Linked DNA regions of Homo sapiens: region 2 is linked to region 1. The links are chromatin loops, found by intact Hi-C in ENCODE. Cell type or tissue: heart right ventricle. All regions are shown on one strand. Links, peaks and the distances in the headings refer to the core of each region. The heading gives the core; the rest is flanking DNA. Region 1 overlaps LINC03069 (long intergenic non-protein coding RNA 3069). Region 2 has its middle 8.6 kb from the start of LINC03069.

What was found. Hi-C counts contacts between places; a loop is a spot of excess contacts. Peaks named below come from ENCODE experiments on the same cell type or tissue, not always from the same donor. Only the 100,000 strongest peaks of a DNase experiment are listed, where the experiment ranks them.
Region 2: a loop joins it to region 1, with 2.4 times the contacts of the local background. A loop is called at or near these places in 2 of 110 quality-filtered maps.

The regions. Positions count from the first base shown.
Region 1 is chr18:56,080,539-56,085,926 of GRCh38, reverse strand. The region is part of intron 3 of LINC03069 (long intergenic non-protein coding RNA 3069); the gene reads left to right. All of the region lies in intron 2 of LINC01905 (long intergenic non-protein coding RNA 1905), which reads right to left. LINC01539 (long intergenic non-protein coding RNA 1539) reads left to right here. Exons shown (of 9, transcript NR_040026.1): 8 at 538-722; 9 at 1,977-2,571. Among named protein-coding and RNA genes, the nearest start is that of LINC01905, 41 kb to the right of the region's middle. In heart right ventricle, for the core only: a CTCF peak has its summit at 2,780; DNase peaks (open chromatin) are centred at 2,158 and 2,716; H3K27ac peaks cover 4,258 bases.
Region 2 is chr18:56,197,186-56,202,573 of GRCh38, reverse strand. No RefSeq gene overlaps it. Among named protein-coding and RNA genes, the nearest start is that of LINC03069, 8.6 kb to the right of the region's middle. In heart right ventricle, for the core only: no CTCF peak of the experiment used is centred there; a DNase peak (open chromatin) is centred at 2,509; H3K27ac peaks cover 4,665 bases.

The sequences.
Region 1 (5,388 bases), core at 86-5,085:
GCTCTAATATTCTATGATTCCCAAAGATAGAAGGGACCTGCTCACTGAGCCGTAATGATAATACTCTCATGTAACATTTTTTAGCACTTACTACGTTTCCAGGCACCGTGTCAATTGCTTTCCATGCATCATCTCATTGAACACTCCCAACAACCCTATGTGTTAGGTAATCATGATGCTGTTTTACAAAGACTGAGGAAATTAAGCAATCTTGGAGAGGTTCAGAACATAGAGTTAGCAGGAGAGCCAAGATTTGAAACTTACAGGCTGACTCCCAAGTCTTTAATTTTTCTTATGATTTGCTGCCAAACACGTGAGATTGTGAGCATCAGTTAGTAACTGGGCCTCTGGTACAGATGGGCGCAGGTCTTTTGCCTGAATTTCCATGTGAAGGAGGATGACCAATCATTTCTCTTCCTCTTGACTAGGGGAAGGTGCATTGTGCATTTCAAAAGCCTGCCTAGCCCGGGGAGATAAGGGGGTCGTTTTATCTCTTTGCATTTCATTTTACTCATCTGTAAATCAAATTTCCCTCAGTGTCTTCCAGAGTCCTCACGAGTATCAGAGAAGGCATAATCTGTACACGTGGCTTCATTTAAAATGAAAATATCAAGCAGTGTCATTTTCACAAGTATCCCCACACTGTCTGAGGCTGAAAAGAAGAGTGTAGCTATGCACACTGCAGTGAGAAGAAAATTTCAGCTCAATTGGAGGATGTAAAGGTACAAGTAAGGTTTCAGCAGAAGCGCTCATGAACCCCACATGAAGTCTTTCTTCTTTCTTAGCTCATACCCCCTTTAATGCATGGATGCTGGCTTAACTTTATCAGGAGTCAGAATAGGCTTCTGTGTGTATTCTTGACTAGAAGTAAAACAAATATTTTCTTTCTAAAGTTATTGAGTCCCATTGATCTATGTGAAATTTCACCATTAGATAGTCATTCCTTTTGCTTGAAGGCTTTGGGACTGCAGAAATTCCTGATTAAAAATTAAACCTTTCTATGGTTCACGAGCAAAATAATTAATCGCCTAAATGACAATTAGGTCATTCTATAATTGAATAAAATTCCAATGATACACAAACAGTAAGTTCAATTGGGAACCATGGGTAAGATTCACAGTGTACAGCATGATCTGGAGAGACAAGCTTGGTTGGGGGTCTAAGTAAAGCATGAAATACAGTCGGGAGGGTCACAGAAAAGCATCGAAGACAACTCTTAGCCACTTGTAAAATTTTGCAAGAAGTTGCAATACTCCAGAATAATCACAATCTTTTCATACAGTGCTTCCCAGTTTATAACATGTTATTCTATTTAACACTCCCAGCATCCCTTGGGGTAGATATTTCTGGAGGAGGAAACTAAGGAGAGAAGGGATGTGACTCGACCGAGGTCACCCACTGTGAAATGGCAGGTCATACAACTCCTGAGCCCTTCTGAATCAACCACACTTTCTTCCCAGGCAGATGGGCTCATTCTCAGTGCCCAGATCTGAGCTCAACCATTCTCTCTCTGGAAAAAGACATCTCATGCCACTTTTGACACATGTCAGGGAACACAGAGATACATCAAAGAATACATTCTGGCTTTAATGCCTACCAGTGAAATAAAAGACTGGAGATGTGGCTGCGTGTGGTACAGGCACACACACCACAATGCACACACAGCACACATACAGGATCACTGGGAAGAGTGTCTGTTCTAGGTTCATAATTCAACCAAAATGTATCAGTGATTAAAGCAATTGAGCTTTGCTCCCATCTCTGATTTCGCCTTGACTTTCAGTCCTCTGCTTCTTTCTCCTTTTCTCCCCGCCCACTTTTTAGTGGCCTTTGTTCTTCGTTCCTGAGCCATCTGGTTGCAAAGTATGGTAGGAGCACAGTGCAGCAGGCACATGAAAAAGCAGTACAAAAAAAAAAAATAGTAGGAGTGAAAACAAAAGACATGAAGATCCTGAATTTTTAATTTCTCTTTTCAGATTGAAATACCACTGCTCCTAGTTCTGATGCAAAATTGAAAAGAGTGCACTGGGTCTTCAAATGGCATATTGACAAGGAGAAAGAGGAAAGGATGCCCCAGGACAGCCTGGGGGTCAAGGCTGGGCTCAGGCATGCCTGGACAAGCCATGCAAGTTGTCTCCGGACTTGAACCACGTATCAGAGGAGCTATTTGAGGAGCCACATCAGCATACCTGCTTCTGTGGGCCCCCAGGCTGTGGTGCTCAGCCCTTGCACTATGAAACATTTTTTTTTTCCAGAAGCCAAAGCTTTGAGCATCTCCTCCCATGTAGAGAGTGTATATGTTTACGTCCATGTCTTTCGCCATGTGAACGCATGCAACCACCACCTCAAATATCATAAATCCTCTCTCTCCCCCTTTCTGTCTGCCTGTTTATCTACAATCTGTCTATTTAAATTCTTTTTAAACAAGAAGGGAATATCTTTATGCCTGTTTGTAGGGATATTCTACATCCATCTGTTATTTACATCATTCGTTTTCCTGAGGTGTCTCCAACAAATCCTGGCTGGATGCACTGTATGTGTTATTAATAAAACAGCTGTAAAAATATTAACTGTACGGCCTAATTGTCAGCCCTGATTGGGAGCCAAGTTTATCCCCGGACGGATGCGGAGACTCAGAATTTGGGCTTCCATCCAGATCTGACCCTTGCAGCTCACTTTACATTTGATTCTTTGACCATTTAAGCTGTTCTGGCTTCTTTTTCCTCCCAGGGATCTGTGCACATCCGGCCTCCTGGCCTCCTGGCTCCTTCAGGTGGCGCTGGTCCAGCTTCCTGAATGTTCATGGCCAGGCCTTTCTCCTCCTCCCCCTACTTTTGTTAAACTTAACAGCCATATGCTATAGAATCACCTTCCAGTAACTTAAAAGATGAGTAGAAATATTGTCAGCATTGCCTCTCTCTGCACACTGGTAGGAAATAGCATTTGGAGAGTCTGCATTGGAAAACACATCTCTATTAAAAGCATTGGGTTAGGATACCAGAAAACCCAGAGTGATTGGCTGCAAAGTGATACTTCCTTAGTATCTGGAATCAGATCAATCTTTCAGCCAAACCTTCTGGATAGGGAAGATAAATGAAGAGGTGATAATACATTTTATTTTTAATGAAGTGCTCAAAATAAACCAAATGAGGGCAGAAGTTGGCAAATGAGGCATTTTTTTACTGTGCCCTCCTTGGGATAGTTGGATTAACCCTGACTGGCTTATACCTAAGTGAGGCTGAAGTGTTTACTGTGGGGCAAGACTGGGAGGACAGACATTGCATAGAAAAAAACTTGATTCTGCCAGTATCCAGAAAGCCTTGGCGTCGTCTGCATCTAATTCTTAGGTGATTTCATAGAAGAACGTCCTTAGGTAGGGTGGTATGATGGTTTGCTTCATTACACATGAAATACATAAATTATCTGCCAACATTTCATAGGCCAAAACATTAATGACACCATTCAAGCTCTTAGTCCCAGTAACATTTAACATGGCTGTGATTAGCTGTCAAAAAGTTGGATAAGATTTGATGCTTTATGTTTGTTTGTTTTTTTTCTCTACTGCGACTTTCTTCATGATTGCAATATTCCACTCCAGTGAAGGGTTTTGGAAATTTTACAGGATTGGCCTTTGATTTTGCTTATTTTTTTAGGAAGATTCCAAGCAGGCTCTCCTGCCATAGAAGATTACCTCTCATATTCTCTTAACCTCACATTTTCCAGGCCATCACTGCAAATGTTTCCAAAAAGACTGCTTGTCCTGGGGTCACCATTCCAATTCTCATAACCATTAGTATTGACAATCTGGTAGGACACTAATTGTTTGTTTGACTTTCACATTTTTAAACAATCACTTGTAAGGGGAACCCATATTTTTGTCTCTAACAGAAGTGATGAAAATTTAAAAAGAGAAACCAAAAACTTCAAATTACCAGTCCTTAAAAGAAACTGCAGCAGGATGTCAATGAAATCATCAAATACACTGCTGGAGAGCTGACCTCAACAGAAAATTTAACACTCCACTATCTTGCTTGAAAAATACAGATGTTTTTTATACATGGTCAATTGCCTTCCAAAAATGTCTGCATTGTAAAATGTTTTTGTCTAACAATTGGACTAGATTAAAGTGACTTCATGGAGACAAACTGTTTTTAGCCTTGAAAGAGCTAGTAATTATTAGATGTTTCAATGGAAGCTACCTCTTTTTTCCACCTTTGTTTACCATATAGTTACCTGAGTTTAAATGTGTTGGTGTTTCCTGACCCATATCTTATAAATGTATGACAAATTAAATGTCTTTTCAATGAAGCAAAAGGAAAATGTTTAATAGAAATCTTAACTTTCATGAGAGCAAGAACTTGCTTTATCTACCATATGTGTCTCCCATAGTGCTTAACAGACAGCTGTTTGCCAATAGAGCTCAATATTCATTGACTAATGACCAAGTTAATCAAATTCTCTACTTGGCATAAGAGGGAGGTCTAAGTTTCTTCCTGCTTTAAGCTTCTATATTGAACTCTTACATGGTAAAAAGACTTTTAGCAATTCTTTATTTTATTTAAATGTTCAACAGTGTTTGCTGAGTATTTTCTATGGTGCTTAGCACAGGGGTAGGCACCAGGATGGATTCATAAATAAATGTGAGACTTGCCTCCCACCAATAAAAATTGTATAATTTGTTTGTGGAGCCAGGATATCACATAGCAGAGGCATTGTAAAATCTGGAGTAGAATGGTAGTAACTGCATATAGGCAGATAGGGCATTCAATTTCAAGGAAAAAGGGCTGTGGGATTAGTTACAAGACAAAACTTCACATGAAAGACAATGGAGGAGCTGGATCATCTAGAAAGCAGAAAATGAGGAAAAAATAAGCAGTTTAAGATTGAAGACTTGGTAGACCCAACATATACATTGCTGAACTTCTTGTCCTAAAGCCTAAATAACAATAACAGATGGAGACTAACTGGTAAGCTCAAAGTTTGGTGATAATTCAAGCTTTTCTTATAATCAATGTTTATGATGTGAAAAAAAGTCTGCACTCAAGTGTCCGGTATGCATTAATAAGTTACTGAATATGTTTAAGACGGAACAAACGTTATGCCATTGTTAATGTTCATTAAAATGTGGCATTCCGAGAAGGTGAGAAGTTAATTTTTGGTGATGGCTTCTGGAAGTAGATGGAATGAATAGTCCTGAGGGTATTCTATTACCAGAGAGAAGGCTACTGAGGAGATAAGTTTAACTTCCATGATTCTGGAAATCTCAAGTGAAAAAAACTTTAAAAATGACAAATTCAGGAAATATTTACTATTTCAAACAAAACACTGACTTTCCATTACTTTTGCCTGGCAGAGAAGTGAAAATATTGATCTCAGAGGAGATAGCTT
Region 2 (5,388 bases), core at 206-5,205, 120 kb before region 1:
CAACAGTGATTCCACATAGTAGGTAATGCATATTTATTGATTTGTTTTGAATTCTGACCTGATTCATTGGTAATTCATCACTTGTATAATTATGGCATTGTACGCTAATAATAGTACAATATTTTAAGTGTTGAGTATGTGTCAGACACTATCCGAAGTGTTTTTCATGTATTATCTCATCTGATCCTCACAAACTTATCAGATGGTTTATGTACTATTATTATCCTCTGTTTAAAGACAAGGAAACTGAGGCACAGAGGGATTAAATGACAGTACCATGGGCACTGACAATGCCTCTGCCTTGCCTGATGTAATTTAGCAATGAAAACTCAATTCAAATTGCACTGCAGTCTCATCATAAGGAACTTTATTCTTCCTTTCCAGTAGCTATAGAGAGAGGTAGGTTTGAAGAAACAGGAATGAAATGAGCAGGAAAGGTGACATACGACTAAAGAAGTTTATGAACTCTTCTTATGTACTCTCTCTGAGAGGATACAGGCTGATAAACTTATACGTGTACAGATGTGTATATGTATACTTATACATATATTCAGTGTTCATAATACTTATACGCACATGCAAGTGTATTGATGTTACAGATTGTGTGTGTATTGATGTTACAGATTATGTGTGTGTATGTGTATGTGTACACCAATCCACTTGCAAGTGTGTATAGGTATTATAAATACACAAAAAGCCCTGCCAAAAATAGGAAAATATTTAAAGATTATAAAACTTTCCCTAAATAAAGGAGGCTGGCCCTTAGTAAGCCAAATGTAGGATTCTAAGGGTTTGTAATCAAAACAAATGAGACTCACTCAAACGTCCTTGAGAAAGCTTCAGACATTGGGACCTTGGTTTTATGCCTCCATGAAGCTGGCCTGGAGGTATCTATGGTCTCTTTCAACTGTGACATTTTTGTGAATTTATAACTACAAGGGAAATTGAGAACAGCATACCACCTTTACCTGGGGAGGGAGTGTTTGCATTGCTTTTCTAAAGCAAAGTCTATGACTTTGGTGGCTCTGGAGAGCTCTAGATATTTTTTCCACTTTGAAAAAGCTGAAAGAGTTACCTCTTCAGCTTTTTGGCAACACCTGTTTCTATATATGGGACACCTACCAATGCTATTTGTATATGGAGACATGGTTTTTATGTCTGTACTGTGTGTGCTCCAACCAGCATCCTTTGCCTATCGCTGCTACTTGTGTATTGCAGTCACCCTCTCTTCAGCTTTAGTTAGTCCTATATTCCATCATTGTCTGCACAGTGGCCTTGTCACAGCCCACCAAGCACTGAGGATCCCCTTCTGGTGTCACAAGTGACTGGATTATTTCGCCTTAAATATTATTCATGTAGCTGCCTCCATGGTAGGGGAGAGGGGGCACCTACTGAGAGTCAACTGTATCTTCTACATTTCTCTGTCCAAAATTCTTGGTAGAAATTGACTTGACTCAACTGCCTCTGAAAAGAAGGAACAGAAAGCCCATCTATCTATGCTATTTGCTTTGGTAGTATTAGGTATCAGTACTGTTACTTAGTTTAAAAGTTCCCAAAAACATTAATGCCAAATTGTTAGGCCATGAAAGCCTGAGAGAATGAATATGTTCAACCACCAGCCCTCATAAATGCTCAAAATAATAACATTGTGCTCTAATCTCTAATTTTTGCATGAGCTTCCATAGCAAAACTTCTTCAAGTTCTTTTCAAACCCTGCTTTCAGTTCTTTGACTAACCCTCTGGGGTCTCTTGGATTAAATGAAAAATAAACAGCACAGAGTAAAATCATACACACTGGAATCCAAGTGCTTCCTGTGAACAAGGATTAATTCTGTTGAATTGCTCACAGGACTACTACAGTTCTGTTGTTCTTTGAAAATAAACAGGCTGCAGTGAGCTATGATGGCACCACTACATTCCAGCCTGGACAACAGAGCAAAACCCTGTCTCAAAAAAATAAATAAACAAATAAATATGTTATGTGGAAGCAAGAGATCTGGAAGCATTGTCGGAAGTATTGAAGTGTAGCCTAGGAAGCAGTGAGAGGTCAGCTCAAGATTGACTCATCTTTCTCAGGCTACATTCCTCTAGGCTGAGAGCAGACCTAAGAGGAAAACACAATTGCATGTTTGCTTTTGGAACACAGATGGACAACATATAGCCATATGTCTTTATTAGCAGCCATTGTGAAGCAGCTGGAAGTGGAGCCAGGAAAGACTGTCATTACATTTCATTACCTGTCCTAGGACAGGGTATATGATTCTGGCACAAGTGCACGGCTTGGAAAGAGATGTCAGAGATAGACATTACATGAGTGTGTGGTCAGCCCTTCTGACATGGAAACTTTATTCCTTTCTCTAGATTTGGGAAGGGCATTAATCAAGATCTTGGTGGGAGAAACTGCTGCTGTTTACCAAAGCACCCTCTGCGCTGGTCCTGTTTCCTGTTATTGGGTCATGTTCTGCAATTCATATTTTATTGTTTAAGCTGAGGCAGGGCCAGGGCAGTCACGGTGTGACTTTTTCACTAGGCGTCTCATTGTGATTATTTTCCTGTTCTGATAAGGAAGTTGAACCTGAGGCAAATGTCTGGCTGCTCTATAGATTCCCAGCTTCCATGGGATATCCCTGGAATTAATGGTAAAGAAGCAGTGGGCATTGAGAGTTACCACTGACCCCCTTGCAGCTGTCATCATGAATTGGCTCTTCTCTTTTCACCCTGATGGTGGGACATAGGTGGGCGTGAGTTTACTGGGCACATGGTCAGAATGAGCGTGGGGCTCGCCCAGTACAATATTATAAAGTTTCTCCTTTGTTTCCTCATCCTCTAATTTTAGAACTCCCAGCTTCCAGGCCCACACAGTTTTGCTGATCACGAATGAAATCTTGAAGAACATCCATCTCTTGTGTGAGTAGGAAGAGAATTTATTAAAAGTTATTCATGTCAAAGTGCTAGTAATTTTAGTCCTTTTCAGGAGCATTTAAATTTTTGAGGAGGCTATCAGGAAAGGGCAATGATGATTGCAAAGGATCATTCAGTAGTGATCAAATTTTAGGCCCTGCAAAGAGAGAGAATGTTTATTCAGAATAGGTCCCACCCTGATTAGATGGCTAACTGCTTTGCTTACAAAACCAATCATGAAGTATAGGACTGAGAATTGTCTTTTCTTAATTTTGTACTTTTCATCTCCCTTTTTATTTATACTTCACAGCCACATTTCTGCTCTACTTAAAAAAAAAAAACATAACAAACAAACAAAAACTGGAAGCCAACAATGGAAAAGAGGGACCAGGAAGACAAGAAGTGAACATCTTAAAGAAAGATATTAAGTGTCTAAAGGCATGAAGATGACTTGTGTTTATTTGGGAATAATCTAGATGCTTTGCACCTGGAGCAGAAAGAACACAATTAATGGTGAAGGACTTGTCCAAATGATGAGAAAAAATTCACAATGTGGGCCCACTCTACATCTCTGAAAGGAAGAAGTCAGCAAACATCCCTAAGGGCCTACCTTTCAGCTATTTGTTTCACTTACTCCACTTAAAAATTTCCAAGGGACATGAACAGAGACAAGATCTATTTTGAAAGTGCAATTTACACTCTCAAGGTGTCCTATGTTAGCTAGCACGTTAGTGAAAAATAAGCCAACCGGTAGGAAAGAAGATGACAATGAAACAAGGGAGAGTGTGGGCATAGATATTAATATTAAATGGGTCAGGTTAAAGTTAAATTAATTCACTGTCTTTTATGCTGTATGTTAAACTGGCAATCCATGAAAGTTAGATGCACAGAAATAATGTTCAGTCTTTCATTCAAAGTTTCCACAGCATTTCATCTAGGTAAAGACGTTACACCTAATATATGAACTTTTTTAAAAAAAGGAAAGAAGACCTGTGCTTTAAAATAAATGTTTCTTTTTTTCTCATTATAAAATAATACCACACACTCCTTTTAGAAAAACAATAAGGACAGTATAAGAAAACAATTAAAATGACAATAATCTTACTATCAAGTGATAAGCACTACTACTATTTTTGATACATTTTCTACAATATCCCTTTTGATACATTTTCTATAATATCCCTACATTATTATAGTATTCAAATAATAGCCCACTTAGTATTCTTTTATTACATGTTAAGATTGGTCCTCATTTTTAAAATATTACAAACAAAACTCTGATGAATATCCTGGTACAACTGTCATATGCTTACTTATTACTTTATCAGGTTTAAAAAATTATTTTCCACACAACATCTATTTTATCTTTTTTTCCAATTCATGGTACATGTTTTTCTTATTAAGCTGGAATTGTTCTTCATATGTTAAAGATATTAACATTTGTAATATGTGTCTCAAATGTTCCCCCAATTTTTTATCCATCTCTTAAATTATGATGTCTTTATTGATTTGCAGAAGTTGTCCAGATGTATTTATCTTCTTTTGGTGTTTCTTCCATTGCTTTTGAAAGTCCTTCATCACCCTGAGATCAATAAAATATTGGTCAAGAAAATATTATATTTTATCCTCATTTTGAAAAGCATGCATGACATTATTGCTTGTTGTTTTTAAAAGACAAAAGAGATGCATAAAGTAAAAGAAGAAATTGCTTTGTGCCCCTCTTGCCACCTTCCACCCATCCCTGTCCACATATGCTCTTTCAAGTTTTTATAATTCTACTGTTTACACTTCACTTTTTAATTTCAGATGAAAGTTATTTTGTTATATGGTCTGAGGTGACAATCTAACTTGAGGATTTTATGTTTTTCAAATAGCCATTTTTTCCAACACCATTGTTGAATAATTCATTTCTTCTTTCTTGGTTTGTGACAGGCCCATATTTTTTGAGTTACAAAGACAGGAAATTCACAATGACATTATGCAACAAAAATAACCTGCTTTCAGTGCTTGAATACACGACTGGCTAAGCACGTGGTTATTCATACACCTACACTCTATGTGGAGGCAGAGCATGTCACTGTAGGGCAAGAGATTGGATTGTCCATTTTTAACAGAATGTTCTAATTTGCTGAACCACACAAGTCTTTAATTTTTCAGTTCAGTTCAGTTCAATTCAACTGACTTAATTTCAACCACCGTTTAGTAATGCGTATTATGTGCATTCACTGTAGTATGTGAATTCGGGTTGATCCAGTTTTGGATTTCAACCCAGCCTACAAGTAAGTAAGAAGTTGAGCAACTTGTCTAATAACTCAGACAAAAAACAAATAAAATTGTCCAAACAATTCTGGGGAAAATGGAGGAGGCTTTGCTGAAATAATTTTACATGACTATCTTTTGAGTTCGAATTGATATGTTTTTAGGGCCACAGGGTGTCTTCATGTTCTCATCTCCAAAGCTGACAATAACAAATTGTCCAAGTCATTT